Regions from separate parts of the Homo sapiens genome. Here regions 1 and 2 are each linked to region 3. Evidence: read pairs that join two places in POLR2A ChIA-PET (ENCODE). Cell type or tissue: MCF 10A. All regions are shown on one strand. Each heading gives the region's core, and the rest is flanking DNA. Links, peaks and the distances in the headings are about the cores only. Region 1 has its middle 340 kb from the start of KIF4B. Region 2 has its middle 520 kb from the start of KIF4B. Region 3 has its middle 390 kb from the start of KIF4B.

Region 1 (7,984 bases), core at 1,844-6,843, 51 kb before region 3:
TGGCAAAACTGCTGGTGAGTGTACCCTTTCTGCAGAAAGTAAAAATGGCCTTGCTGAGGAAATTAAATTTATGTTCAAGTGCTATTTCTTTACAGCACCGGGGAACAAGCATTTCTAACACCCAGAAAGATCTTACATAAACAGATATTTGATTGATGACAAAAGGGGTACTACAGAGCAGCGGGGAAAATAATGGTTTTCAATACATTATCCTGAGTCAATTAAAAGCCCTTAACAAAATGGATCTAGACTCTTATATCATACCATACATACAAATAAATTCCAGTAAAGCTTCTATCAGATTGTAGAAGGGAATTTCTTCATGACCTTCAAGTAGAACAAATTTTAGATAGGACACAAAAAGATTTCTTACCACAAAGGAAAGAAAGATAATTTGAACCACCTTCAAATTAGGACTTCTTTTTTTTTCATCAGAAGATCTTGTGAAAGCGCGAAAAGACAAATCTACAATGGCAAAGATGATTTTAATAAATATAACTGAAAGGCTGGAGTTTTGTATGTGTGTGTGTATTTATATATCTCTATCTCTCTATATATCCCCTACAAATCAGTAAGAAAAATGCACAAGAAAGCTAAGAAAATTGCACAAGATACTTAACATATAATTTACAAAATAAAACATTCAAAAGGCTTATGAAAAGGTGCTTAAATTTATTAGTAATTAGGGAAAATACAAAATAAGGCCAAGATGAGATACAACAGAAAGGCTTAAAAATAATGGATATTACCATGTTGTCAAAAATTTGAGAACAAGAATGTTCATACATTGCTGGTGAGAATGTAAACTGGTACAACCACTTTGGAAAAGTTTGACATTGTCTACCAAAGTTGAACATATGGCAGATTTCTGGTTCCTGCTTCTGCATGAGCTTGGAAGTTTCCACTCTGTCCTAACAACAAATAAAAATCTAAACAGACTAAAAAATCAACAACTCTTCTTGGGCCTCTAAGAGAGGTGAGGGCACACTACTAACCCCAAGATTGGAGAGACAGGTAAATACAGGGAATCAGGGCTTACTAGAGCAGAGACTCAAGAGTGGAAACAGTGCTGGGGTTGGAAGACCTGAACAGTAATTGATGAATTGCAGGAAGCTCAGTATAGGCAGCTCTGATAGTTAAAAACTTCAGGAGGACCCAGTTATAGGAAGATCCCCACACTTTTGTGAATTTTATTTCCTGGAGTCAAACCAGGTTCTCAGAGTAAATATCAGAGTAAAGCTCCTCATGCTTCCAACAGGAAGAGGGGAGGAGTCATTTTAAAATATGCCAGTGCACTCTGTTTTTAACAAAGGCTGCCCTCAGGGGAATCTATTTAACTAGCCCCTAACTGCTGGAGTTTTATCAGAGGCTAAGTGACCTGAGGAAAGGGAAGTACCCAATTCCAGTGCCCTCTAGCCTTCTACTGGGAAAAGGGAAGTACCTAACTCCAACCTCTCCCACCCTCAGCTATTACATGCCACCTAACAGGATTGAAAAATCTGAGAATCACTTACAAAGTTCACAGTCCAGAGGCAGAGGCTCACGGGAAGACTGAGACCTCATCAGGGAATACCATGAACAATTCTACATCCACAAGATTGATAACCTAGAAGAAATGGAACAATTTTATGAAAGACACAGTCTGCCAAAACTCACACAAAAAGAAATAGACAATTTGAATAGGCTTATCTATTTAAAAAATTGAATTGTAATGAATAACTTTCCAAAACAGAAAACACCAGGCCCAGATGAATTCACTGGTGAATTCTACCAAGCATTTAAAGAAGAAATTACACTAAATCTCTGTAATCTCTTTTAGAATATAGAGGCAGAGGGAATGCTTCCTAACTCATTCTATGATGCCAGCATTACCCTAACACCAAAACCAGATGAGATCATTATAAGGAAAGAAAACTAAAACCCAATAGTTCATGAACATAGGTGCAAAAATCCTCAATGAAATATCAGCAAATTGGATATAACAATGCGTAAAAAGAATTATACACCATTATCAGGTAGGATTTTTTTCCCAGATATGCAAGGCTTGTTCAGCATTCAAAAATGAATTTATATAATCAATTACATCAACAGGCTAAAAAAGGAAAATTCCACAATTAATAAATACAGAAAAAACATCTGACAAAACCCATTCATGACACAGATAATTCTCAGTAAATTAGAAATAGTGGGGAATTCCTCAACTTGATAAAGAATATCTACAAAAATCCTACAGCTAACATCACACTTAATGGTGAGGAATTAGAAATTCTCCCACTGCCATCAGGAACACGGCAAAGATACCCCCACTTACCACTTATTTTCAACATTGTACTGGAAGTCCTATCTAATGTAATAAGACAAGGAAAGGAAATAAAAGATATAAGATTGAAAAGGAAAAATAAAGCTGTCTTTGTTCATAGATGACATGGTTGTCTATGTAGAAAATCTGGAAAAAATTGACAAAAAACACTCCTGGAACTAATACGTGATTATAGCAATATTGCAGGATAAAAGATTAATACACAATAAACAATTGCTTTTCTATATATCAGCAATGAACAAGTGGAATTTGAAATTAAAATCAATACTATTTATATTAGCACTTTAAAAATAAATACTTCAGTATAAACCTAACAAATTATGTGTAATATCTACCTGAGAAAAACTACAAAACTCTATGGAAAGAAATCAAAGAAGAACTAAATGAAAGGAGAGCTATTTCATGTTCATGGGTGGGAAGACACAATATTGTCAAGATGTCAGTTCTTGCCAACTTGATCTATAGATTCAACACAATCCCAATCAAAATCAAGCATGTTACTTTGTGAATATTGACAAACTGAATCTAAAGTTTATATAGAGAGGCAAAAGACCCACAATATTAAAGAACAAAGTTGGAGGACTGATAGTGTCTCTGACTTCAAGGCTTTCTTTCATTTTTTTTTTTTTTTTTTTTTTTGAGATGGAGTCTTGCTCTGTCGCCCAGGCTGGAGTGCAGTGGTGCTATCTCAGCTCACTGCAAGCTCTGCCTCCTGGGTTCACGACATTCTCTTGCCTCAGCCTCCCGAGTAGCTGGGACTACAGGTGCCTGCCACCACACCCGGCTAATTTTTTTGTATTTCTTAGTAGAGATGCGGTTTCACTGAGTTAGCCAGGATGGTCTTGATCTCCTGACCTAGTTATCTGCCCGCCTCAGCCTCCCAAAGTGCTGGGATTACAAGCATGAGCCACTGCGACCAGCCCTGACTTCAACACTTTCCATAAAGTTGCAGCAATCATAACAGTGTGACATTAGCCAAGAATATGCACATAGATCAATGGGACAGAATAGATGGACCAGAAATAGACCCACATGAATATAGTCAACTCTTCTCTGACAAGGGCACAAAGGCAATACTGGAGCAAAGATAGACTTTTCAATAAATGTTGCTGGAACAATTGGATATCTACATGCAAAAATAAATAAATAAATCCAGGTTAAGACCATATACCCTTTACAAAAATTACCTCAAAATGGAACACAGACTTATATGTAAATGCAAAACTTCTAGAAGATAACATAGGAGAAAACCTAGGTGATCTTGGGTATGGTGGTGACTTTTTAGATATAAAACCAAGGCATAATTCATGAAAGTAAACCAGCAATAAGCTGGACTTCATTTAAAATTAACTTCTGCTTTGTGAAAGACAATGTCAGGAGAATGAGAAGACAAGTCACAGATGGGAAGAAAATATTTGCAAATGATACATCTGTTAAAGCACTGTTGTCCAAAGTATATAAAGAACTCTTAAAACTCAACAATAAGAAAACAAGCAATAAGAAACCATATTGGCCATGTGGATAACTTCTTTGGTAAGGTGTCTTTTAAGGATAAAGATCTTAAAAGGATAAAGGATAAAGACCTTTTAAGGATAAAGACCTTAAAAGACACCTTGCCAAAGAAGTTATCCACATGGCAAATAAACATATTAATAAATGCTCCAAATAATGTGTTATAAAGGGGATGCCAATTAAAATAATAATGAGTTTTGAGGGGAGCCAAGATGGCTGACTAGATGCAGTTGGGAAGAGCATCTGCCACTGAAAGACCTGACCATTAAGAAGACCATCCCCCTCCAAGCACATCTTCTGAAGGAGGGCATTGAGAGTGGGTAGAGAGAGAATGCAGACCCCAGGCTGGAGGGGGAGGAAGCTGGGAACCCTGAACAGGACTCCTGAGTGCCAGGACTCATTCCCATCCCCCAGCAACTCCTGAAGAAGGGGTGAGTTAAATAGGAGAGGAGAGGCCCACTCTCACTACAGACCTCCAGAATCCCAGCGGCAGGAGACCCCATGACCCCCATGGACATTTGAGCTGGCAGAGCGAGCTGCTTAGAGAAGTGGCAGGGACATGACTCCAGCCTGTGTAGCATCCAGAGGGCTTGATGTCATAACAGCTTCAGTGGAGCAAGGCCAGAGATGCCCATTCCCCAAGGCTCACCACACTCCTTTAGGTAAGTCTGCCCTTCGTTAACTGTTGGACATGGACAGAGAAGGGCTGTCTTGCCCAACAGATGTGACCAGGTTAATCTGAGTGCCCTGTTTTCCCCAGCCTCTTCCAGGGTCCCTCACTAGCCATGCTCATTTGCAGTACAGATTTGGATGCCTAACTGGGGTACTTCCTGGTGGTTGCTGACATAGCTTCTTCACTGGTAGACCCTGCCTAACCATTGGAGAGATATAGCAGATGGGTTCTTGCTGATGTGTACCCACCAGCAGCCTCCCTCCACCATTTTACTGATGAGCCCCACTTGCAGCATCTCCTCACTGCTTTGCTGGTATATGGATGCATGGAGACCTCACTACCCTGCTGCTGGCAGCACATGCATGTGTGTGTGTGTGTTTGGACCCTACCATACTGCCTCCTAGCCACTATTGGTGTGTGTGCATGAATGCAGACCCCACTGCCACCACCCCACCAAAGCACTTTTGCTAGCAACCCCTTCAAAGTGTTGCTGCCAGAGACTGGGAACATGTTGGCTCTTCCAGCACAGCAGGTGCTTTAATCTCAAGGGGCCACAGAATAAAGCAGTGGGCTTGGGTCCAGCCCCCTAGGGTTACAGCATGCAGTGCTGAGGTGAGCCAGAGCCCCCGGAAATCATTCAGAAACAAAGCCAGTTGACTGAACCCAACTTATACCACAGTCAAACCCTCAAGGGCATCAAATGTGAAGGCAAAAAGCCCCACCCAAAAGACAGCAACTTCAAAGAGTAAAAGAACATCAGCCCACACAAATGAGACAGAACCAGTGCAAGAACTCTGACAACTCAAAAAGCCAGAATGTTTTCTAACCACCAGATGACTGCATTAGTTCCTCAGCAATGGTTCTTAACCAGGCTGATGTAGTTGAAATGACAGACTTAGAATTCAGAATCTGGATGACAATGAAGATCATCAAGATTCAGGAGAAAGTTGAAATCCAATCCAAGGAATCTAAGGAATCCAGTGAAATGATACAAGAGATGAAAGATGAAATGACCATTTTAAGAAGGAAGAAAACTGATGTGATAGAGCTGAAAAACTCACTACAAAAATTTATACTACAGTTGAAAATGTTAACAACGGAATAGAACAAGCTGAGGAAAGAATCTCAGAGCTTGAAGACTGGTTCTTTTTTTTTTTGAGGCAGAGTCTCACTCTGTCGCCAGGCTGGAGTGCAGTGGCATGGTCTTGGCTCACTGCAACCTCCGCCTCCTGGGTTCAAGCAGTTCTCTGCCCCAGCCTCCCAAGTAGCTGGGATTACAGGCATCCGCCACCACGCCCAGCTAATTTTTTGTATTTTTAGTAGAGACGGGGTTTCACCGTGTTAGCCAGGATGGTCTCGATCTCCTGACCTCATGATCCGCCCACCTCAGCCTCCCAAAGTGCTGGGATTACAGGTGTGAGCCACTGCGCCCGGCCTGAAGACTGGTTCTTTGAATCAACTGAATCAGACAAAAATAAAGAAAAAAGAATAAAAAAAATCAACAAAACCTATGAGAAATATGAGATTATCTGAAGAGACCAAATCTATGACTTATTGGCATCCATGAAAGAGAGGGAGAGAGGGCTGGGCATGGTGGCTCATGCCTGTAATCCCAGCACTTTGGGAGTCCAAGGCAGGCAGATCATGAGGTCAAGAGATCGAGACCATTCTGGGCAACATGGTGAAACTCCACCTCTACTAAAAATACAAAAATTAGCTGGACATGGTGGCATGTGCCTGTAGTCCCAGCTACTTGGGAGGCTGAGGAAGGAGAATTGCTTGAACACAGGATGTGGAGGTTGCAGTGAGCTGAGATTGTTCCACTGCACTCCAGCCTGGCAACAGAACAAGACTCTATCTCAAATAAATAAATAAATAAATAAATAGAGGGAGAGAGAGCAAGCAGCTTAGAAGACGTTTTTGAAGATACTGTCCCTGAAAACTTCTCCAACCTCGCTAGAGAGGTCAACATTCAAATTCAGAAAATTCAGAGAGCTCCACTGAGATACTGTACGAGATAACTATCCACAAGACATATAGTTATCTGATTTTTCAAGCTCAATGCAAAAGAAAAGAAATGAAAGGCAAGTAGTGAGAAGGGGAAGGTTATTTGCAAAGGGAACCCCATCAGGCAAATAGCAGACCTGTCAGCAGAAACCCTGCAAGCCAGAAGAGATTGGGGGCCTATATTCAGCATCCTTAAAGAAAAGAAATTCCAACCAAGAATTTTATATCTGGTCAAACTAAACTTCATAAGCAAATAAGAAATAAAATCCTTTCCAGACAAGCAAATGCTAAGGGAATTTGTAACCACCAGACCTGCCTTACAAGAGTTCCTTAAGGAAGGGCTAAAAATGGAAAGAAAACACCATCATCAGCCATCACAAAAACAGACTTAAGTACATAGACCATTGACACTATAAAGCAACTACACAATAAAGTCTAAATAACAACCACCTAACAATGTGATGACAGGATCAAATCCACACATATCAGTACTGACCTTGAATGTAAATAGGCTAAGTGCTCCACTTAAAAGGTGCAGAGTGGCAAGCACAATAAAGAAGCAAAACCCAATCGAATGCTGTCTTGAGGAAACCTATTTCACATGCAATGACACCCATAGGCTCAAAGAAAAGGAATGAAGAAAAATGTATTCTAATTTCAGATAAACCAGACTTCATACCAAGAATGATCAAAACGCACAAAGAAGAGCGCTACATAATGATAAAGGGTTCAGCTCAACAAAAAAACTTAACTATCCTAAATATTTATGGACCTAATATTGGAACACCCAGATTCATAAAACAAGTTCTTAGAGACCTATGAAGAAACTTTGACAACCACATTATAATAATGGGAAACTTGAACACTCTACTGACAGTATGACAGATCATCAAGGCAGAAAACTATCAAAAATATTTGGGACCTAAACTTGACACTTGACCAAATGGACCTAACGGCCATTTACAGTACTCTCCACCTAACAACAAGAGAAAATATATTCTTCTCATCTGCACATAGCACATACTCTAAAATCGACTACCTGCTCAGTCATAAAGCAATTCTCAATAAATTAAAAAAACCCACAAAATTATGCCAACCACACTCTTGCACCACTGAGTAATAAGAATAGAAATCAATACTAGAAGGTTTCTCAAAATCATACAATTTACATGGAAATTAAACAATCTGCTCCTGAATGACTTTTGGTTAAACAGTGAAATTAAGGCAGAAATCAAGTAATTCTTTGAAACTAATGAAAACAAAGATACAACATACCAAAATCTCTGGGACACAGCTAATGCTGTGTTAAAAGGAAACTATAGTACTAAATACCCACATCAAAAAGTTAGAAAACTCACAAATTAGCAACCCAACATCACACCTAGAGGAATTAGAAAAACAAGAGCAAACCAACCCTGAAGTTATAAGAAGAAAAGAAATAACCAAAATCAGAGCTAAACTGAACAAAATCG
Region 2 (7,984 bases), core at 1,494-6,493, 130 kb after region 3:
ACTGGGACACCATTTGGTGCAATAAAGGTGGGATTCAAAAACACAGTGTTTACATTCACTGTCTTTGAAGTCAGAGTTCACATCTCAACTCCCCTATTTAATAATTGTATCTGGGCAAAGTGCAGTGCCTCACACCTGTAATCCCAGCACTTTGAGAGGCTGAGGCGGACAGATTGCTTGAGCTCAGGGATTTGAGACCAGCCTAGGCAACCTAGCAAAACCCCATCTCTACAAAAAAATACAAAAAATTATCTAGACATGGTGGTGCATGCCTGCAGTCCCAACTACTTGGGAAGCTGAGGTGAGAGAATCACCTGAGCCTAGGAGGTCAAGGCTGCAGTAAGCCACGGTTGTGCCATTGCACCCCAGGCTGGGTGACAGAGTGAGACCCTGTCTCAAAAAAAAACTATATTCTTGTAGGTAAAATACTTAATCTGTCTGTGCCTCAGTTTTCTCATATTTAAATGGAAGATGATATTCATTATTTCAAATGGTTGTTAGGAAGATTGAGAAAATATATGTGAAGTTCATTGAACATGATAAATACTCAATAAATATTATTGTTATTTAGCACTATTAACCTAAAATAGTATTTTCCCCACAGGGTTTTCAGGCATTATTTCTTGATATTAATGAGCTCATACAGAAGAAATAAAATGTGTGGGGGTGAGTTTCTTATTGAGCAAGCTTATAAAAAACAAACACACGTATGTACAACATTAACAGAATAATGTCTCATTCACACTCTAGAGTAAAATAAGTAAATGTCATTTAATAATCAATTTCTGGATTCCCTACCTCTGTTTTCCTTTTCGTTGCAAAACTATCAAATTTAAAACCTAACCAAATTAGGAAGTTATTTCCTCATTCAACATTCATTTGCCAATCAGTAGTCAAGTGTCAACTCTGTTCCAGCCATGGATACAGGTGCTTTTCTTTTCTTTTCTTTTTTTTTGAGATGGACTCTCATCTGTCACCCAGGCTGGAGTGCAGTGGCGTGATCTTGGCTCACTGCAACCTCTGCCTCCTGGGTTCAAGCAATTCTCCTGCCTCAGCCTCCCAAGTAGCTGGGACTGCAGGCATGTGCCACCACGCCCGGCTAATTTTTTGTATTTTTAGTAGAGACGGGTTTCACTGTGTTAGCCAGGATGGTCTCGATCTCCTGACCTCAAGATCTGCTCGCCTCGGCTTCCCAAAGTGCTGGGATTATAGGCGTGAGCCACCTAGCCCGGCCACAGGTGCTTTTCTTTAAGGGACTTTTTGAGACCCTGATTGTTCCTTCATTCTATTGTCAGCAATGGCTAGCAAGCGTGTTCTCTTTATTGGTCCCTTACAGAGGATGTTTAGGACTTCTGAGCTGTGCCCTTTGGCGCTGATTGGCTGCACTGAACTAAACGAGCCTCACTTGAGAGTTGGTAGGACCTAACCTGGCTGATGGCATAGGTAAGAAAACCTCCAAAGTATATGAAAATGGAAGGAAAATTAGTCAAATAACCATGATATCTGTTTTTAAACTGAAGCTGAGAATTATTGACAAGATATTGGCCCATTAAAGTTTTTCTTTTTTTAAAACCTGCCTTGCCTAAGTGGATTTAATGTGTTTTGGTGTTTTATTCCTCCTGACACCAGCTTGGGAAAAAAGAAAACTTAATTGCTACATTTATGCATAACTTCAGGGTGCTGAATGCTTGAGGAATTTTTACTTTCCAGACACATCAAAACAACAACAACAAAATCATATCATAATCAACACTTCTGGATGAAATGAGAGATCCTCTCCAACATCCTGTGGGTGGGCATTTTGGATTTAATTGCTTTGCCACTTCATTTGTCATTTTCTAAAATAGGCCTCCAGAGAAATTATGTTCAAACAAGACACTTCCATAGTCAGTATATGGTGCATGAGTCGAAGGAATAAAATCAATCTCTAATCCAACCTTGTGTGCCACATAACAGCTTGTGTCTTGCTCTCAAAAAGCTTACATTTAGGGAATAAGACTATTAATGCGTTTGAAATACCTGTGGAATGATACAAGAGATTTGAGATGGTTGAGTGCTTCCTCATGCAGCAAAGACTCTAGGTATTAATTGATTTCTAAAGAAGGATTTCTAATAGAGCTGAAGTAAATGGAATGGGAAATAGTGTGCTCCACATAACTGTAGTTTTCAGTTAGGATTCGTTATCATGGCATGGCTGAGATGATAGACAACAGGCTCCAGACTGGTGGTCCATGGTCCTGACAGGGTTCTGTCAGCCAACAGTTTGGCTTGTGTGTGTGTATGTATGTGTGTGTGTGGGTAATGTTTCAGAAAACATGATAACTCAGCGAGTCCTACATTCAATATGTACCTTAGCCCCATTTTCTTCCTTCCTACACCTCTCATTCATGTGTATGAATTTCAGGCCTCAGGCAGGAATGTATGCTTACAGTGGCTAAAAACATAAACCACAGATTGGTGGGAAGAGGGTGGGGTTGGACTAAATAACTTGAAACCATCCTCCTTGGTATTCTGTGCTCTGAAAACTCAGAAGGAGAAAATAAGTGTATACTGAGATAGTAAGGAGGACTTTGCAGAGTACGTAGGACTTAAAATGGATGCTGGGAGGGAGGTGAGATTGAGACAGGTGCAGAAGAGGGCCTCCCAGTAGGTAGAACAGCAAGATTTGAGACAGCTGGTAGAAATTAGTTCAAGGGGAAGGGGAGACTGGTCTGGCAAAGGTGATGAGAGTGTGTTGACCATCAGGAAAGAAACTGATGGACCCCCAGGCCAAACCTGGGGATACCTTCAAGGTCACAATCCCAATCCCACACGGCAATAGTTAACACAGTTGAGATTGGATTTCAGAGCTTAGCTTAGCTTTCTTTGACATTGGTCATTCTTTGATACCACTCTGCTTTTTTTTTGAGATGGAATCTTGCTGTGTCACCAGGCTGGAGTGCAGTGGCATGATCTCAGCTCACTGCAGTCCCCACCTCCCGGGTTCAAGCGATTCACCTGCCTCAGCCTCCTGAGTAGCTGGGACTACAAGCACACACCACCATGCCCGGCTAATTATTATTATTATTTTTTGTATTTTAGTAGAGACAGGATTTCACCATGTTGGCCAGGATGGTCTTGATCTCCTGACCTCGTGATCCACCCACCTGGGCCTCCCACAGTGCTGGGATTACAGGCATGAGCCACCACACCTGGCCACCACTCTACTTTTATGGAGCTAACAGGTAATAAAGTTTCCAAGTTAAGAGCCCAACAAATAAAATCACAGCCAGTTCTAGACTCAGGTTCTTTGAATAATAGAACAGGTGTGTAGAAATACGTATAAACAAGCATCATTCTTAAATTATTTCTCTCTTTGCTAAAACAGCAAATGGTTTTCTTAAAGGGTAGGATAATTGATAATTCACATTTATTCTCTTCTTTGTCTCATCATGCAGGTCATTTCTACCCAGGCCTATCAACGATTGTATTATGATGGGAACAGAAAGAATTATTTATTCTGGGAATCCTGGCCATTTGTGGGGGGCGGGGTAAATCATTTTAATTTCATTGCTTGATTTATGTGCTTGTGTAAGTGTAGAGGGTCCTGACTGTTCATTTCCATAAGCCTCTCCTTTTTCTAGGGTCCTGATCCTTTTTCTCCCATGATATGAAGATAAACTAGATTGTGGAAACACCACCAGCAGCCCTGAATTTTTCTCTCCATCCTTTGCCAACAGCTTGACATCTGAGTTTTCATAATAATCAAATGGATTGATGGACACAGTATTAGGATACTTTTGGCTGCAAGCGACAGAAGCACAAACACATTTACACACACAAAAAATTTCTGGCTTGCATAGCTAATAAGTTCAGGAGTTAGCCTCAGGCATAGCCAGACTCAAACAATTTCAGCAGGAATTAGTCTTGCCCCATCACTTGGCTCTGATTTCCTCTGTGTGGGCTTTGTTCTTAACAAACTCTGCCCGTGTAGTGGCCAGATGGCCCAGAGCAGCTCCAGGGCATCCTCCTCTCAGCTTCAAGTCCAGACAAAGAACTTCTCTTTCCCAATTACCTATAATGGGACTCTATAATTGAGTCCCATTGGTCAGATCTGGTTCACAGGCTTTCCATAGAGCCAGGAATGGGATCCATCCTGAATCACCAGAAGTGAGAGTGTGTATGAGGGATGGTTCCCTAGAGGGAAATCACAGTGCTACCATCAGAAGGAGGAGGATGCTGGGCGGGGTAAGGTGTGATGTTGACTTGAGAAGGATGAATCACGCTTCTAGGTGTGGGCCTTAGCCCTTTTGGGAGATAGCGCTGAATCCAACATTTCTTTGAATCCTCATTTTTTACCTTAAAAATGCATATGACTTCTATTTCATCAACTCCATCTGATTAGTTTTAATGTAAAAATAATGTTTTTAATTACCGATTACTCCTAAGTCATTGACTAGGTTTAAGATTCCAAGAAGGGACATTATTATAAACCCTGTGGCTTCAGTATCCCAGGCACTTTCCTGTGTTTCAGAACTTCCTTTTTGAGAAGCTCAAATATATGCAACTATCAAATAATAATGTAGCCATTATTAGATTTCTCTGCTGTTTCAAGTGAATTGCTTAAGCCTAGAGGAAATAACAACAGGAAAAACTGGCATACAGAATGGCCATTAAGAGAGCAGGTTTTTGGTCAGATGGCCATAGGCTGGAATCCTGCTTCACCCCTGATAATCTGTATGGTCTTTGATAAATTACTTGAGCTCATTGAGCTGTCATTTTCTCAGTGGTTAACATGACTCATCCTTATACATTGTGAGGACTAAATGAGCTAATGCTTGTGAAACAAGGATAGAGCCTGGCACATAGTGATTCTCAGGAATTGTTAGTTATCATTATATTTCAATAAATACCATTATTAATATTTTATATGTATTATAGATGTAATAAACTTTTAAAATGACTTACTTCTACTAATAATGACTTCATATTGCAGTTTCAAATGCAAGCAAAAGATGGATGATAATTTCTTTTTTGTTTTTCATGACCTGCAGTCAATTGAAAAGGGCTCTAAATATAAAGCAAGGAGGCAGAGGAGATTGCCTTGAGAGTGAAGAGTTTTTATTTTCATGCCATTAGCTTAGACTCACTGTAATATTTTCCTGCTCTTTAATTCCTCCACAGTTGTCACTAATTGCACACTTATCTTGCCGTTTAACAGTAGCTCTTATTTCCTAAACAACTCTTGCACAAAGCAGTTAGCCAAAATACATCTTCCTTTTGTTTTCAACAGAAAATCCACCTTATGCATTTTTCACAATTTTGAATACAAATGACCAAAAGAAAACATCAGGAAAATGGCTTCACTGGCACAAATTATCAGATGATTATTGGTGCCTTTTAATTCCAAGGGTTGATGATCATTGCTAGCTTAAGAAAATGCCTACCACATTTGAGAAGATGATAGCTACCATTAAAATGAAGGTTACAGAACATGAAATGGTAAAAATAAAAAGACTCCATAGGATTCCTTTCATTTATGCTTTGGAAACTCTAATCTTTTCTAATTTTAAGGTGTATTTTTTAACTTGGCTATCATACTTTTAATAGCTACCTCCACTTCTTTTTATATATACTGTGTAAGCACACAAATGCAATAACACACTGGATATATGCTCCTTTTTTTTTTTTTTTTTTTTGAGACAGAGTCTCGCTCTGTTGCCCAGGCTGGAGTGCAGTGGCATGATCTTGGCTCACTGCAAGCTCCGCCTCCCAGGTTCATGCCATTCTCCTGCCTCAGCCTCCTGAGTAGCTGGGACTACAGGCACCTGCCACCACGCCCGGCTAATTTTTTTTTTTTGTATTTTTAGTAGAGACGGGGTTTCACCATGTTAGCCAGGATGGTCTCGATCTCCTGACCTCATAATCCGCCTGCCTTGGCCTCCCAAAGTGCTGGGATTACAGGAGTGAGCCATCGCACCCGGCCTATGCTCCTATTTTAAAAGTTTTGAGATGTCATCTATGAGGGTGCTTATAGACAAAGTCAATTTAAACATATGGAAAGTTCCACATCATTCATTCATTTGATGAAATCTTTTCCTAACTCCTACTCAGTCTATCTAATGACAATATGAACAACCCAACTGAGAAAAGGAGTAATCCTCATGGAACACTTTGTATTATAGATATGTCGCCCTTGAAATTTAGATTATTTAGAGCTTCTCCTGAGTAAGATAGGTGGTTTTAAAGTTCCAAAATGCATCCCGTTAACCACTACCCCTTCCTGTAAAGAAGGATTATGGAGTCATAGTTAATAACTCAGAGTCTGAAGCCAGATTACCTGAGTACAAGTCTCAGGTGTGCCAATGCCTCGCTGTATGGCTCTGGGCAATTTACCTACCAGCTCCACATACTTCACTTTTCTCACTTGTACTTACTTCATGGGATCATCATGAGGACTAAATGAGTTAATCTATATGCAATGCAAAAACAGTGTCTGGCACATATTAAGTGATTTTATAGACATTTACTGCTGTTGCTATTGTTGATGCTATTGCTGCTGTCATCCTAAGAACATGTGAGGTCTTTAAGAGCACAGGCAAGCAAATCCAACAGTTCTGAGTTTGAACCCCAGACCTGAAACTTACTAGCTGTGTAATCTTGGGCCAGCAAGTTTCTTAATCTTGTTGGGCTTTAGCTTCTTCGCTGGAACAATGGAGATAATACCAATTAGTAAGATTTGGTCAGGGTCTATCGTAAGAAGGAATTGAGGAAAAGTCTAGGTTTCAATCCTCATTGCTCTTTGACCTTGGTCAAACTACTTTGCCTGAGAAATGTGTTTGTTGTCAAGATTAAATGAGCTAATCCATATAAAAGGCTTAAAATGGTACTTGTAATTTTGCAAGGGCTAAATAAATTGTAAGTATTACCATTGCTTACTCATCTCACATTAATTTTCACATTTTACAAGTAATCAAGAAAATGGGAGAGATTACCTTCTTAGTCCAAGTGACTAGTATGTGGCAGACCTGTGACATAATTCCAGGGCTTCACACACTGCTAGGTTGTGGCATATGATGGGGCCTGTATTATGATTTAGGTTGTTGATATTATGGGGGTATTAATTCATGAATTCCTTCTGCCTAAAATATCCATGTGTCCAGATCCTTTAAAATCCACATTAAATGCCACATGCCTTTTTTTCCTGAAGACTTTCCTGCTTTTCAAAGGCAACTGTCATCTGTGAATGCATTAAACTGTGGCTGCTCTCCCCACTACTCACCTTAAATTATGATTACTGTACATATCTTTTATCATCTAGGAGACTGCAGTTACTGTGAAGGCATGTTCTGTGAATGATTCATCATCATCTCCTCATTGCTGTAACAATGCATGGAACTTGGGGGAATTTTGTAGATATTTGTTAAATGGATGAATAAATGAGTGAATGAATGAAGCAGCTATCGGCTTGGATGATTGCAGGCAAATTAGCCTGGGAGGGGATAACACTGAGCATTTGAAGATATACTGAAAGTTCATATTTCCCTGTTAGAATATCCAAACCGCAGACTCTGAAAAACACCTCCAGCTAGGAGGCAGGGCTGTAATTTGAGCCTGTGAACTGGATGTTCTCGACTTTAAAAGTGAATCATTCATGTGTTCATTCAACAAACGCTCATGCAGTACTTGTTATGGGCTTTTTTATATGCTTGCTCAGGGTATGGGAGCCTATGTTTGGAAGCTTTACTGTGAAGTCACAGGACATCAGATATGGAAGGGACCAGAGGATCATCCTAGACAGGATTTCTCAGGTGGTGTAATGAGAAATATTAGCCCCCAGTGAGAAAGTTCACAAGTCAATGAATAAGAGATTTCTATAGACTCCTAAATGTGGAGGATGCTATATTCTATATCCCTCTCCTTTCCAGATTACTAATAATAATGATCATAGCCATAATAATGGAAGCTAACATTTATTAAGCTCTGTAGAATTGATTCATTTAAT
Region 3 (7,984 bases), core at 1,308-6,307:
GAGTTCAAGACCAGCCTGGCCAACATGGTGAAACCCCGTCTGTACTAAAAATACAAAAAAATTAGCCGGGCATGGTGGCGGGCACCTGTAATCCCAGCTACTCAGGAGGCTGAGGTAGGAGAACTGCTAGAACCCTGGGGCGGAGATTGCAAGTGAGCTGAGATCGCACCATTGTACTTCAGCCTGGGCGACAGAGCAAGACTCTATCTGCAAAAAAAAAAAAAAAAAAAAAAAAAAAAATCTTTGAGGGATCATCAGTTAAACCACTCAATCCTGAAATCCTGTATGAGATTAGCTGTACAAGGCTGACCTGACACTAAAGAAGTAGAACACAGAGCAGGCAAGTTTTGACAGAGGAGAAAGAAAGTTCATTTTGGAGAACAGGGGAGACAAAGAATATATGAAATGATTGAGGATAATAAAGCTCCAGGAAAGAAAGAAGATGTCACAGAAAAAAAAAAGAGATAAATAAAAAGAAACAGAAAATTATAGGCAATAAAATTCCTTAGTTTGACAAACTTGGATCAGGTTCCCCACTCTACATAAATTCTCCAGCCCTCTAAGCAGGTTTGCCCATTCATGAGTTGGTCTGCCTGTCTGTCTCTGTGTCTTCATCTTTGTGTGTAAGTGTATGTGTGGGTGTGTGCACGTGCCCCCTCTTTGTTTTCTCATATATTGCAGATAATGACTTAATTTTCTTGGCTAACAACTGATTTATAGTCAGAAGTGTTTGGGTGTCTTTGCAATCACAAACTGCTCTGCCAGTCCAGGATAAGGCCAAGCAGGGTACAGTGGTGCCAGTTATCAGGCAAGGCAGGAGGTCGGGCAATTGCTCACCATTCATTCAATTGAACAGTCTAGAACCTGGAGGTCATCTTCCTCTCCTTTTTCCCCCTCATGGCTCACATCCTATCATTTCAAAGTCCTGCCTAATGATCCTCAATCCCTTTCTCTCTGTCTTTACTACTGCCACCTTAGCTCAGATTATCAGTGGTCCCCTGATGGGACTCCCAGGATCAAATCAATTATCCACATAGAAGCCAAGGTCATATTTCTAAACACAAATCCATCATACCACTTTGTACTCCTGTTTAAAGCTCTTGTGAGGCTCCCATTGGGCTCAGGATAATGGACCCAGCCTGTGGTTCTCAAGGGGCTCCAGCAATTCTTTCTGCATGTTTTCTGCCTCATATCCAAGTCTCCAACCCCACCCTGTATTTATCCAGATGCCGTGGGCATCTTTCCGATCTCTAAACCTACCAAGCCCTTTCATGCCTTTGCATATGCTGTTTCTCTGCCTGGAACCTTCTTCTCTACCCCTTGATTACTCCTCTGAAGAAAATCCTGGCCAGGTGCGGTGGCTTATGCCTGTAATCACAGCACTTTGGGAGGCCGAGGCGGGAGGATTGCTTGAGCCCAGGAGTTCAAGGCCAGCCTGGCCAACATGGTGAAACCCTGTCCCTACAAAAAATACAAAAATTAGCCAGGTGTGGTGGCCCATGACTGTAATCCCAGCTACTCAGGAGGTGGAGGCAGGAGAATCTCTTGAACCCAGGAGGTGGAGGTTGCAGTGAGCTGAGATCACATCACTGCACTACAGCCTGGGTGACAGAGCAAGACTCTGTCACAAAAACAAAACAAAACAAAACAAAACAAAACAAAACAGCCAGCATGGTGGCGTGTGTTTCAGGAGGCTGAGGTGAGAAGATCGCTTGAACCCAGGAGGTCAAGGCTGCAGTGAGCCAAGATTGCACCGCTGCACTCTAGCCTGGGTGAGAGTGACAGCCTGTCTCAAAAATAAATAAATAAATAGGCCAGGCACAGTGCCTCACGCCTGTAATCCCAGCACTTTGGGAGGCCGAGGTGGGTGGATCACCTGAGGTCAGGAGTTTGAGACCAGCCTGGCCAACATGGTGTAACCCCGTCTTTACTAAAAATACAAAAAATTTAGCCAGGTGCAGTGGCGCATGCCTGTAGACCCAGCTACTTAGGAGGCTGAGGCAGGAGAATCGCTTGAACTTGGGAGGTGGAGGTTGCAGTAAGCCGGGATTGTATCACTGGATTGCACTCCATACTGGGTGACAAAGCAAGACTCTGTCTCAAAAAAAATAAAATAAAATAAAGTAAAATAAATACAATAAAAATAATTAAATACCTATTAAATACCTAATTCAACTCACCATGGTGAACCTCCCAAGTTTGTTCTTAAGACTTCCTACTCCTACCAATGTGCCCACTATTTGAGGATGTGAACATTTGGGTATTTGGGTTCACTTCTGGTGAATAAATAGCATTTTGCACCCTGTTCTCACCCTTTTTTTTTTTTTTTTTTTTTTTGATGGCGTCTCGCTCTGTTGCCCAGGCTGGAGTGCAGTGGCTCCATCTTGGCTCACTACAAGCTCCGTCCACCGGGTTCATTCCATTATCCTGCCTCAGCCTCCCAAGTAGCTGGGACTAAGGTTTCCTGCCACCACGCCTGGCTAATTTTTTGCACCTTTAGTAGAGACGGGGTTTCACCGCGTTAGCCCGGATGGTCTCGATCTCCTGACCTCGTGATCCGCTACAGGCATGAGCCACCGCGCCTGGCTCACCTTTCTAATCCATGTTGTTCTTGCTCCTGTGGAAATTAGTCCCAGCTACAAGGGAGGCTTAGGTAGGAGAATCATATGAGCCCAGGGGAGGTAGAGGCTGCAGAGAGCTGTGATCATGCCACTGCTCTGTAGCTTGGGCAACAGAGTAAGATCCTGTCTCAAAACAGAAACAAAAGAAAGAAAAGAAAATCTTTCTCTGACCTTAGAGGCCAGGTTAGACTTTGTTAACACACGCTCCCATAGTATCACTCTTGACGGCAAATGCTTGTTTAATTGTCTGTTGTCTCCCCAATAGCCCATAAGTTGGATGATTTGTCTGTTGATGTGTCTTTAATGCCTAGAAAAATGCTAGGAAGGCACTAAAGAACCATGTGCTGGTTGAATGAATGAATGAAGGAAGAAACAAATAAAAATGACTGGATTCTACAGGATAAGAAGAGGAAAAAGCACACCTACCACCATGCTACTGAATCCTTGGTGAGACTGACAAGGACATTCCCTCCTGCTTCCTGGTATAGTTGTCGTCTGGCTTCTCGTTAATGGCTGTCCTTCATTTCCCTAGTTTCTTAACTCATCACCTCTGCTTTCCAACTTAGAGACCCTGTGATCAAGCTTGATGTTTTTTGGAGCAGTTCATCATTTCAGAAAATTGCCACAGTTGAATCCCACTCAGTTCTCATCTTTATCCTCCACCCCCTACTTATTAGAGAATTTACCGGATGAATTGTACTACATTAATGGACTGAAATATTTTATTTTACTACTAGGAAATTAGACTTCCAGGCCTGAGCACAAATGCTTTATCAGAAAAACAGTATCTTAGGAGGACTTTTATTTATTTTTTTTAGTTAAAGGACTATCAAAGCATTTTCTACGCAAAAACTCCACTGCAGGATAGGGTTGGAAAATGGCAGATAGGAGGCAGGACTAATTTGCAGCTCCCACTCGGATGAACAGAGGAGCATGTGGAGACCCACACTGTGAACTTTTGCTCCAAGAACTACCACAGGAACATACCAGGAAAGCCAAGAGAATCACAGGCCCTTTGAAGGAGGTAGATTGCTGTTGCAGACTCCATGGGACAATAGAGGAACTGTGAGTTGGCTTGCTTTCTCAGCTAGGAGGCTTGTAGCCTGAGGCAAGTTCTCAGCTCTGCTCACCAGCTGCCTGGAAATAAACTCAGTGCTATTGCAGGGGCATGGTGGGAGTGAGACCAGCCTTTGGAGCTGGTAGCTGCGTGGGAGCTGGGTGAGGCCTATGGCTGCCAGCTTTCCCCCACTTCACCAGTGACCTGTGTGATACAGCAGAGGCAGCCATAATCCTCTTGGGAACATAACTCCATTGGCCTGAAAACCACAGCTCCATCCCCCACAGCAGCTGCAGCAGGCCCCGCCCAAGGAGAATCTGAGCTCAGACATGCCTAACCCTGTCCTCACCTGATGGTCTTTCTCTACCCACCCTGGTAGCATAAGACAAATGACACAGTCCTTTGGCAGCTCTACGGCTCCGCCCACTGCCTGGCCCTAGGGCAAGCTTGAATCCTCCCTACACAATGGCAGTGGATGCGTTCTTGAAAGCACCACCTCCTGGCTGGAGGCCAATAAACACAAACCCAGGGCACATAACAAAAATATGACCAAGGACTCTCACAGAGTCCACTTCACTCCCCTGCTGCCTCCACCGGAGTAGGTGCTGGTATCTATGGCTAAGAGATCTGAAGATGGATCACATCACAGGATTCTTTGCAGACACTCCCCATTACCAGCCTGGAGCCTGGTAGCTCTGCTGGGTGGCTAGATCCGGAAGAAAAATAACAACCACTGCAGTTCAGTTTTCAGGAAGCCCTATCCCTAGGGGAAGGGAGAGAGCATCACATCAAGGGAGCACCTCATGGGACAAAAGAATCTGAACAGCAGCCCTTGAGCCCCAGATCTTTCCTCTCACATCGTCTAATCAAATGAGAAGGAACCAGGAAAACAATTCTGGTAATATGACAAAACAAAGTTATTTAATACCCCCAAAAGATCACACTAGCTCACCAGCAGTGGATCAAAACCAAGACAAAATCTCTGAATTGCCAGAAAAAGAATTCAGAAGGTCAAATATTAAGCCAATCAATGAAGCCCCAGAGAAAGATGAAGTCCAACTCAAAGAAATAAAAAAAAAAAATAGATACAAGATGTTAATGGGAAATCTCCAGTGAAATAGAAAGCAAAAGTAAAAAACAATCACTTCTGGACATGAAGGACACACTTAGAGAATTGCAAAATGCACTGGAAACTCTCAGCAATAGAATCAAACAAGTAGAAGAAAGAACTTCAGAGCTCAAGGACAAGACTTTCAAATTAACCCAGTCTGACAAAGACAAAAAGAATTTAAAAAATGAAAGCCTCCAAGAAGTTTGGCATTATGTTAAAACAACTAAACCTGAGAATAATTGGTGTTCCTGAGGAAGAAGAGCAGTCTAAAAGTTTGGAAAACATATTCGAGAGAATAATTGAGGAAAACTTCCCCAACCTTGGTAGAGATCTAGACATCCAAATACAAGAAGCTCAAAGAACACCTGGGAAATTCATCACAAAAAGATAATCACTTAGGCACATCAGGTTATCTAAAGTCAAGACAAAGGAAAAATCTTATGAGCTGTAAAGCAAAAGCATCAGGTAACCTATAAAGGAAAACCAGGCAGACTAATAGGAAATTTCTCAGCAGAAACCCTACAAGGTAGAAGGAATTGGGGTCCTATCTTTAGCCTCCTTAAACAAAACAATTATCAGCCACAAATTTTGTATCTGGCAAAACTAAGCTTCATAAATGAAGGAAAGAAGGTCTTTTTCAGACAAACAAATACTGAGAGAATTTGCCACTACTAAGCCAGCACTATGAAAACTGCTGAAAGGCGCTCTAAATCTTGAAACAAATCCTCAAAATACAATAAAATAGAACCTCCTTAAAGCATAAATCTCACAGGACCTATAACACAACAACAAAAGCAAGAGATTGAGGCAACAAATAACACAATGAATAGTACCTCACATCTCAATACTAATGTTGGTTGTAAATGGCCTAACAGCTCCACTTAAAAGATACAGAATGGCAGAATGGATAATTCACCAACCAAGTATCTGTTGTCTTCTAGAAACTCACCTGACACATAAGGACCCACATAAACTTATGGTAAAGGGGTAGAAAAAGATACTCCATGCAAGTGGACACCAAAAGTAAGCAAGAGTAGCTATTCTTACATCAGAGAAAACAAACTTTAAAGCAACAGCAGTTAAAAAAGACAAAGAGGGACATTATATAATGATAAAAGGAATAGTCCAAAAGGAAAATATCACAATTCTAAATATATGTGCATCTAACATTGGAGCTCCCAAATTTATAAAACAATTACTACTAGACCTAAGAAATGAGATAGACAGCAACACGATAATAGTGGGGAACTTTAATACTCCACTGACAGCACTAGACAGGTCCTCAAGACAGAAAGTCAGCAAAGAAACAAGGGGTTAAAACTGTTCCCTAAAACAAATGGACTTAACAGGTATTTACAGAACATTCTACCCAACAACTGCAGAATATACATTCTGTTTATCAGCACATGGAACATTCTCCAAGATAGACCATATGATAGGCCACAAAACAGGTCTCAACAAATTTAAGAAAATCGAAATTATATCAAGTACCCTCTCAGATCACAGTCAATAAAATTGGAAATTAACTCCATAAGGAACCCTCAAAACCATGCAAATACATGGATATTAAATAACCTCCTCCTGAATGATCATTGGGTCAACAATGAAATCAAGATGGAAATTAAAACATTCTTTGAACTGAACAATAATAGTGACACAACCTATCAAAATCTCTGGGATGCAGCAAAGGCAGTGCCAAGAGGAAAGTTCATAGCCTTAAATGCCTATATCAAAAAATCTGAAAGCACAAATAGACAATCTAAGGTCACACCTCAAGAACTAGAGAAACAAGAACAAACCAAACCCAAATCCAGCAGAAGAAAGGAAATAACCAAGATTAGAGCAGAAGTAAATGAAAGTGAAACAAACAAACAAAAACAATACAAAAGGTAAATGAAACAAAAAACTGGTTCTTTGAAAAGATAAATAAAATTGATTGACCATTAGTGAGATTAACCAAGAAAGGGAGAGAGAAGATCCAAATAAGCTCAGTTAGAAATGAAACAGGAGCGATTACAACTGATACCACAGAAATACGAAAGATCATTCAAGGCTACTATGCACAACTTTATGCACATAAACTAGAAAACCTAGAGGAATTGGATAAGTTCCTGGAAGTACACAACCCTCCTACGTTAAACCAGAAAGAAATAGAAACTCTGAAGAGACCAATAACAAGCAGCAAGATTGAAGTGGTAATCAAAAAGCTACCAACAAAAAAAAGTCCAGGACCAGATGGATTCACAGCTGAATTCTATGAGACATTCAAAGAAAAATTGGTACCAATCCTAGTGACACTATTCCAAAAGATAGAGAAAGAGGATTGTATGAAGCCAATATCACCCTAATTCCCAAACCAGGAAAGGACATAACAAAAAATAAAGAAAACTACAGACCAATATCACTGATGAACATAGATGCAAAAATCCTCAACAAAATAGTAGCTAACCAAATCCAACAGCATATCAAAAAGATAATCCACCATGATCAAGTGGGTTTCATACCAGGGATGCAGAGATAATTTACTATATGCAAGTCAATAAATGTGATACACCACATAAACAGAAATAAAAACAAAAATTACATGATCATCTCAATAGACACAGAAAAAGCATTTGACAAAATTCAGCATCCCTTTATGATTAAAACCCTCAGCAAAATCAGCATAGAAGTGACACGCCTTAAGGTAATAAAAACCATCTAAGAGAAACCGACAGCCAACGTTATACTGAATGGGGAGAAGTTGAAAGCATTCCCCCTGAGAACTGGAACAAGACAAGAATGCCCACTATCACCACTTCTATTTGACACAGTACTGGAAGTCCTAGCCAGAGGACAAGAGAAAGAAATAAAGGGCATCCAAATCAGTAAAGAGGAAGTGAAACTGTCGCTGTTTGCTGATGACATGATTGTATACCTAGAAAACCCTAAAGACTCATCTTAAAAGCTCCTAAAACTGGTAAATAAATTCAGCAAAGTTTTAGAATACAAAATTATTGTACACAAATCAGTTGCCCTGCTATACACTAACAGCAAACAAGCTGAGAATCAAATCAAGAACTCAACCCCATTTACAATAGCTGCAAAAAAAAAAAAAAAAAAAAAAGGAATACATTTAAGCAAGGAGGTGAAAGATCTCTACAAGGAAAGCTACAAAACACTGCTGAAAGAAATCATAGACCACACAAACAAATG

What was found. Peaks named below come from ENCODE experiments on the same cell type or tissue, not always from the same donor. Only the 100,000 strongest peaks of a DNase experiment are listed, where the experiment ranks them.
Region 1: POLR2A ChIA-PET joins it to region 3 with 5 read pairs; 3 of 35 experiments call an interaction of 5 or more read pairs at or near these places.
Region 2: POLR2A ChIA-PET joins it to region 3 with 14 read pairs; 1 of 35 experiments calls an interaction of 5 or more read pairs at or near these places.

Annotation. Positions count from the first base shown.
Region 1 is chr5:155,348,049-155,356,032 of GRCh38, forward strand. No RefSeq gene overlaps it. Among named protein-coding and RNA genes, the nearest start is that of KIF4B, 340 kb to the left of the region's middle. In MCF 10A, for the core only: no CTCF peak of the experiment used is centred there; no DNase peak of the experiment used is centred there.
Region 2 is chr5:155,525,501-155,533,484 of GRCh38, forward strand. No RefSeq gene overlaps it. Among named protein-coding and RNA genes, the nearest start is that of KIF4B, 520 kb to the left of the region's middle. In MCF 10A, for the core only: no CTCF peak of the experiment used is centred there; a DNase peak (open chromatin) is centred at 4,091.
Region 3 is chr5:155,399,376-155,407,359 of GRCh38, forward strand. No RefSeq gene overlaps it. Among named protein-coding and RNA genes, the nearest start is that of KIF4B, 390 kb to the left of the region's middle. In MCF 10A, for the core only: no CTCF peak of the experiment used is centred there; DNase peaks (open chromatin) are centred at 3,736 and 4,096.